Regions from separate parts of the Homo sapiens genome. Here region 2 is linked to region 1. A link is an interaction called in ENCODE POLR2A ChIA-PET data of the cell type or tissue named here. Cell type or tissue: IMR-90. All regions are shown on one strand. Region 1 overlaps GALK2 (galactokinase 2). Region 2 overlaps FAM227B (family with sequence similarity 227 member B).

Region 1 (4,000 bases):
CCCTCACATTTGATTAATTCATTTAAACAGATAGCCTAAACTAAAATTTATTAATATTTTAGAGACATTTATCAACTGCCTTTATCTTCCAATACTGTTTTTGAGAAATTAATTTACATTTCTGATCCTTTGATTATGATTTCTTTCCGTTCTTTTCTCTTGCTCTGTCAACTAGCTTTTAGTGTCTTTTCTATAACACTCAAGTTTCAAAATTTCCAGATGATATTCTTTGGTTTGGCCTTTTACATTTATTATACCAAACACCCAGTGAGCCCTTCCAATCCAAATTCACATTTTCACTTTGGAGAAATATTATTTTAAAAAAAAAATCTTCTGGACAGACACAGTGGCTCACACCTATAATCCCAGAGCTTTGAGAGGCTGATGAGGGAGGATCACTTGAGGTCAGGAGTTTGAGACCAGCCTGGGCAACATAGAGAGGCCCCAACTCTATTTTTAATAATAATAATAATTTCTAATAACTGTTTTTTCTGTTTTTCCTTACTAGTTGGATGGATTTCTGGAATTGATCCATAAATTTTCCTGTTTTTCTCTCTTATTGTCCAGCTCTTTTATTCCCTACTATATCAGAGAGTTCTTCCAGTCTGTTCTCTTTTTTTGAGACAAGGTCTCACTGTGTTGCCCAGGCTGGTCTTGAACTCCTGGCCTCAAGCGATCCTCCTGCCTTAGCCTCCCAAACTGCTGAGATTGCAGGCATGAGCCACCATGCCCAGCTGTTTCCAATCTTTTTGCTAAATTTTGTCTTGTCATATTTTTAATATGCAAAAGCTCTATCTTACCGTTGGTTCCTTTTTTAAAAAAGTAACACTATTATTTTTCAAGGACTTAACATTTTCTTTTATCTCTCTGAGGACATCATGTCTTTGATTCTTCTGCTCTCAGCATTGTCTCTGTTTCCTCTAGTTTCCTGTTTTCTCTGTTTTTTTTGTTTGTTTGGTTCATTTTGTAGGTTTTCTTCCAAAATCTTACTATACTTTGATGCCCTATCATATTTAAGAGTGAGTCACTAAAAAGCTTATTAGAAGCTTTGTAAATGGGCTTCTAACAAGGTCATAGAGGAGCTGGAGAAGGGGGTCACCAAATGTCAGTATCTGTATGAACCATCTCTGGGATGGTTAAGTTTCCTTTGAGAAGGATCCTCCAACATTCCTGCTGGAGTGTAGGGTGGTGAGGTTGCCAGTGTGCCAGTAATGACCAGAAGAATGGAGCTAAGAATTTCATTTTTCAGATGCAGAATGTCCTCTAATCTCCCAGTTTTCAAGTCTTTCTCGTCCTGCCTTTCTCAGTGCTCAGTGTCCCCAAGTACAAATGATCTCTGGTTGTTTCTCCAGAGACTCCTGCAAAGATAGGGGGAAATGGTCCAGGTGAAGAGAGGCCTTTTAGGGTCTAAATAGTCCTCACAAAGGCTTTCAGATAAATCCCCACCCACCATATTACCCTGCTTTCTTCCTAAGCCTTGCCAGAGAGCTGTGGGATGAGTCAGCTGCCTTTCCATCTGCAACTCCCTCCGCAGGCACTTGGCTCTGACCTTTCTCCATTCGCCTAAGTCATGTAACATTCCTCTATCCACTTTCCATCTTTGTATTTTGTGGTTTATGGTTATTTATGTCTCCTTGGCTTACCAAAGATAAAGCTTGTGCTTCCTTTTCTTATTTTCCCTGTTGTTTGGAAATGATTTTTGAGAAAAGAAGATTAATTTAGGGACACAGAAAAAGAGTAGGTAAGTCTTATTCTGACATGCTGAAATCAGAAGTCTCTAGATTTTCCTTTTTCATAGATCTTTTGCCACATCATACTCTCTTGTACCAGTAACATTCTGATTCATAATTTCTGGCTTCCAGATTCTCTGGGTGATTAGCCATATTGTTTTCTGGTTTCAGATATGCAACATTTAGTATATTAATGAATTAACAAGTTCCACATCTACTTATTATATCCCATCTGCAGTAATTGTTGTCTGCAACTGAATGGGGTTTACTGGATATGAAATAATAGGAAAGGCTTTAGTCACCAATCTGTTGTGGGACTTAGTGTCCTTATCAAACAGGCTAGTTATTTTCGGTTGTCCCTCTGTTCCTCTATTCTCACACTTCCCCTACCCCAAAAGGCTGACCTCTATGGTAAATTCCCCTCAACTATTCCCACTCATTGCCATTTTCACCTGTGTCATTCTTTCTCTGCCTTGCTGCATTTCTGGCAACATTACTCTATATCCACAGCTCCTAAAGTACAATGGCTTCCAGCTTCACAAGAGAACCCTTCCTAGTTAGTTCCCTTGACCTTACCCACATCTCTGTAAAAGTCTCTTTATTAAACTCTCTTCAGTTATACCTAACATGTCATTTGTTTCCTATGGTAACACTAATACATCAGTAAAAGGAGCATTTTGAACTAGCTCATCTCTAAAGTCCCTTGAATTCTTATATTCTGTGATTTTTACAAGAGTAAAATCACATGGCATTTAAATTAAAGACTGAACAAATTACAGACTTCCTTTCATTCAAGATTCTGTCTCACTCCAGAAAAAAAAAAACTCTCCAAATAATTATGCTCAGTCCTTAGAAAATGTAAATATTGTTAGTACAACTTAGACTAGCTGAGAAAGCCAGGATATACATATTGTTCCCTTTTTGCTTAGGCACTGCAGTAAGATAGTTCCGATAAAAAAATGTATTTGCTATTTCCGACTTTGAAAACAGACAATCAGAATTAATTCTAAGGGTTCAAGTGTTTCTCTTTATCTTCTTTCCTTCCTATTTCTTAGATAGGTATATTATCAAAACACCAGAAAAATAGAAAAACTAAGTTTCACCAATCCTCCCATTAAAAGTGAAATGAATTCCTTGACTTCACACCCTCCTCCAAATACCAAATTATCTTTTTCTATGCATCACCAGACTTTTTGTATCCACTGAACTTTACCACTTTCTTACCCCTTATAGACCCTTCAACCCATTTCCATCTAAAACTGCTCTTGTCAAAGTTTTGTACAACTTCTTTGTTGTGATATTCAATGGATACTTCTCAGAACTTGTGGTAACCTCTCAGAAGCATATGACAACACTACCACTCCTTTCATGAAACATTATCTTCCTTGTCTTTGCTGTTGCCTCACCTTTCTGGTTTTTCTCATACTTACTGGACTACTCCTCAATCCCTTCAGTGGACATCCCTTCCTATGCCCATTCCTCAAATGTTCATGTTTCTTGGGGCTCTGTCCTAGTTTTCCTTATCTTTCCACCTATATTCCAACACCAGGTATCTTGATCCACTCCTATGGCTTCAAAAACAATGATAAACTAATGATTCTCAAATGTACCATCTCAAGTCCAGATCTCCTCCTGACCTTCATATTTTTTTCATAACTAAATACTAAATAACTCCATCAGTATGCCCACAGATTCCTCACACTCAACATTTCAGCTTCCACTCAAACCTATTTTTCCCCCATATCTCTTATTCCAATGAATCATACCAGCCAGACACCGATATAATCTTTGAGTCTTTGCTGTTCCCCATTCCCATGCCCAATCAATGACCAAGTCCTACTGATTCTGAGATCTTGAATCTATCTAATTCTAACCATTCTCATTGCCACTACTCTAAACCAAATCACCTCCCTACTGCTAAAACCCTGAAATGCAGACTTTGTAATATAGCCAGGGAGATCTTTCTAAAATACAGATATGATCACCTTACCTCTTCCTAAAACCCTGCAATGGTTTCCCACTGCTATGAAGATGATACCTAAATTCCTTAACAAAGTTTACAAGGCCCAGCAACTGATCTCCTGCTCTGTTATCCAAATTGCTGTATGCTTCAACCATATTGAGACATTTTTTTTGTTACTCCAACAAGCCATGATTGCTTTTACTCTGGACATTTCCACATGATGTTCTCTCCACCCAATACATGCTTATCTGATGTCATCAGTGTTATCATGCCATCAATATCTACAACTCCTTTAATCTTTGTTGTC
Region 2 (4,000 bases), 100 kb before region 1:
CAGGGAGTGAGTTACATCATTTTTTAAAGCACAATTTGGGCTTTAGATTATAAACATGACTCAACGGAAGAATAAGGGGGGAAATATGAATTCTCATTCTGGAGAGTTAGTAATAGGTTGGTTTGTTCAATTTAGGAGAAATGTGGTAAAGCCACATTTGTATCAAATAAGAGAAGAAAACTTCATTTTCAAATAGTTTAAGTGAATATCAAAGGCTGGGGTAAAAGCCTTCTTGCTATAAATATTGTTGGTCAATAAAATCAGGTGGAAAAGCCAAACCTTTTGAATGCTTGGAATTTAGGACTCAAAAGCAATACCTCAAGTAAATATTGATCAGATAATAATTTTGTGTTCACCCAACCTACTTCTCTCTTAGGAGGTGGGCAGACAAAGGAGAAAGTAAACAAAACCTACTCTATTACCATGCATTTGCCCCACAAAAATCACTTCCAGCCTCTGGCTCCGAGTGATTCTGTGAGGTGCTCCAAAATTTCAGAAAGTAGAAACCTATATTCTAGTTTAGAGCTAAAGTCCTGTTTATTGAAGGAAAAACGAAATTGGCTCCTTTTGGTGGTTGCCTCACATGTGTCTGTTTTCTGTTTTTTTAGTGATATATCAAATTTCAAAGTGGGAGTTCCAGAAGTTCTATCTTTATATGAAGGACTTAGATATTCAATTAAGTTTCAAGCAGAGAGCTAGGGAACTTGTCTTGAACATGTATTTGCAAAGCAAACCCGAAGTTTGTATATTTATTTGGAATAGCTTTGTGGAGGGTAGAGGGGTGATTGAAAATAATGGGAATAGCCAAAGTCCTTCAAAGCAACCCTTGGAGCTGTCTCTGTTAAAGGACATAAATTATAAAAATGCTGGAATTTCTGTAAATCAACAACTTGTTTATCCAGCCTTATCAGGGAGTGATCTGTGGCCCATAATTAAATTTTCCAGATAACTAAAGCTGATCATTTGAAGCACTAACACTTTTTATGTTAGCCTTTTTTTTTTTTTTTTTTTTTTTGAGACAGAGTTTTGCTCTTGTCACCCAGGCTGGAGTGCAATGGTGCAATCTCAGCTCACTGCAGCCTCCACCTCCCAAGATCAAACAATTCTCCTGCCTCAGCCTCCCGAGTAGCTGGGACTACAGGCATCTGCCACCACGCCCAGCTAATTTGTATATTTTTAGTAGAGACGGGGTTTCACCATGTTGGCCAGGCTGGTCTTGAACTCCTGACCTCAGGTGATCCACCCACCTTAGCCTCCCAAAGTGTTGAGATTACTGGCGTGAGCCACCATGCCTGGCCAATGTTATCCATTTTAATGGAAGTTTTCATTGAAGGTTATCAATACTTCTCTGACTTCTTTAACAAAGTAGCAAAAACTAATTAACTTTATGATAATAACTAAGCTTCTCAGGATGAAATCTATAACTCAACTGCACCTAGATACCAATAAGAATACTCGTTCAGTATGCAAAGAACAGTAAACATTTACTGTTTGTTTTACCAAATACCTGTTACATACCAGCACTGATACTAGTATGAGGGTGCTAAGCAATCTAATAGCAAAGACAGGGAAATAGGGTCATCAATAATCTGTCCTATACATAGAATGCTATAGTAGAAAGGAGAAGCACCTTCATCTACTTTTAAACAACCCTGCACTAAAAGCATAGATCACTAAGCTGTTACAGTCTTTATTCCTAAATTTTATAGTTCTTCTGTCTCCTACTTCAAAAATGTTGTCACTTCTTATTCTTACTAATTTCTTAAGGGCAAAACACCATGTCTCTACTTATTTTTGTGTCTCCATGCCTAATACAAGTCCTGGCAATTTTGTTGAATTATTTTACTTGAATAAGTGTTAATGTTTTCAATAGCCCTTCCCTCAATTTCCTGAGTATACTACAAAACTGCTGATAATGATGTATTAAATAGTGAAACTTACTAGAACTGCAATCCTATTTTACATATAATTCTAGGCCATTTAGAATCTGGGTAAGATTCCAACAATGATGTTATTTCCTATAGAGTAAGTCACATGTGCTTATAACCTTTTAAAAAATGTTTTTGATACATGGATGTTGGGTAAACTACAAATCTAACATTAAAATATTTTACTTATAGGCAAAGGTAAACATTAAACAGAATATAACTGCTCTAAGATCAGTTTAGGCCACATGCTAATAAGCTTATTTCAAGAATGTAGTTTTTAGGATTAAGAACTAAGTGCATTCTAGTGTATAAAGTAGGAGATTCTGGCCACAGCTTGCTGCCTAGCTTCCTTTTACTTGTTATACAATTAGCATTATGTGTATAATGGGCACTTTCGCCTTAAGCCTGAGATGCTCAGAAACAACTCTGAGGATAATCCAAAGACTATCTCTAAGGGATACAAGATAGACAGCAAAGCCTCCTGAAGCTTCATTCTGTTATCACCGAGGTCCAGGTCTGTTCTGCCCATGCACAGTGAATCAATCACTGTGACACAGGTTTTGCAAAAGAGAAAAGATTTATTGGCAAAGCTGCCAAGCAAGGAGGCAGGAGAACAGCTCTCACATCTACTTCCCCTAAAATAAGGCTTAGGGATATTTTTGGGTTAGGGAAATGGGGGTGGCCTTAGGTGTGGGGAAAGGTGATTGGCAATGGGGAAAATGAAGTAACAGGTTCATTCTGTGCAAGCATAGTCAGGCTTCATAGCATTTTGTAGGACATATGTATAGAAAATCGTGTTAGCACAACCTGAGGGTAGAGTTTTTGGCCCTCCATGGTCAAAAGGCCATTTGTTGCGCACTTGCGCAGGCCCAGCTCAAGGGCTGGTGGTCTCAACCAGTTTGAATTGGACAGGAGCTGGCCCAAGTTTCTGAAAAACAACGGAAGTGTTGTTTTGGTGAACTATGGATGGTATCTATCAAGCAGCCAGTAAAGGTTAAGTTTCGTGTTCAGCAGCATGGCTTTCAGCTTCATGGAAAAAGGAAAAAAAAAAAAAATAACAAAAGCAAGTGACCAAAAGCAAGCAGGGCAGGCAGACCTGATCAAATTAACCTCTTGGTTTCAATTCTAGGACAATACTTTTGGCAGATAAGTACGAAATTTGCCCCTGGGCCATTCTTTTCCTGAGTCTCTCACACACACTCAATCTCTCAAAGGCAAGGTACTTCACTTCTAGAAGCTTCAGTTTCTTCATTTCTAATCTAATTAAATTGGATCCTACAATTTCCAAAACCCTTTGTTTCTCTAATATTCTGTGATTATAAAGGGAGATGAAAGACCCCAGAGTCCTGAGTTGAGAAGGTCTTAGTTTGTTACATCCCAACCACTGTTGTGAAGTCCCAGAAAAGGACTATTTTATTTGTCCCCAAGTGAATCTTCCATTCAGTGGCTTACCATATAGCAGTGCATGGGAATATAAAGTATGAGGCCAATTCAGATGGTGGAATTGAAAAACATGTTGCCACATTCATCCCCAAGGAGTAGAATATAACCATTGTTCATAATGTATATGGTCTAAGTATTCTGTTTTATCTAATTCGGAAAAAATTTATAGTTATAAGTGTCTAAAAAGAATAAAAGTTAAGATATTCATTAACACACTTCAACAGAAATCTACTGAAAACCATCACCACTGAGTTGTACAAGAAAATGCTAAGATTTCAGTCAACACCAACATCATGCAGCCCAGCACTTCATTATACAGCACAAATGTACAACCATGACCAAATTTTACAATTAGAATGACTTTATGAGGAACGTATGTCTACCCAGTTCATTTCAATAAAGTCATATGTTCAAAATTAATAATTTATAAGAAATAAAACATAATTCTTGATTTCAATACCAATAGTATATAATAAATGTACAAGTCAAAGAAAATCCAAAATTTGTTCAAAGTGACAAATACATCACCTCCCTCACAAATAATCATGGAAATGATACTCAAGAGAGCACAATAACTTTGTAGAAGAATAAAATCTTTGAAGTTCTAACAGGCACTCTGAGGAAGAAAT

What was found. Peaks named below come from ENCODE experiments on the same cell type or tissue, not always from the same donor. Only the 100,000 strongest peaks of a DNase experiment are listed, where the experiment ranks them.
Region 2: POLR2A ChIA-PET joins it to region 1 with 5 read pairs; 2 of 35 experiments call an interaction of 5 or more read pairs at or near these places.

The regions. Positions count from the first base shown.
Region 1 is chr15:49,240,577-49,244,576 of GRCh38, reverse strand. All of the region lies in intron 5 of GALK2 (galactokinase 2), which reads right to left. Among named protein-coding and RNA genes, the nearest start is that of GALK2, 72 kb to the right of the region's middle. RefSeq lists an enhancer at 1,391-1,685 and a silencer at 1,391-1,685. In IMR-90, no CTCF peak of the experiment used is centred here; a DNase peak (open chromatin) is centred at 1,526; H3K27ac peaks cover 994 bases.
Region 2 is chr15:49,345,035-49,349,034 of GRCh38, reverse strand. The region is part of intron 13 of FAM227B (family with sequence similarity 227 member B); the gene reads left to right. It also overlaps a transcript of GALK2 not described here. Among named protein-coding and RNA genes, the nearest start is that of FGF7, 76 kb to the left of the region's middle. In IMR-90, no CTCF peak of the experiment used is centred here; no DNase peak of the experiment used is centred here.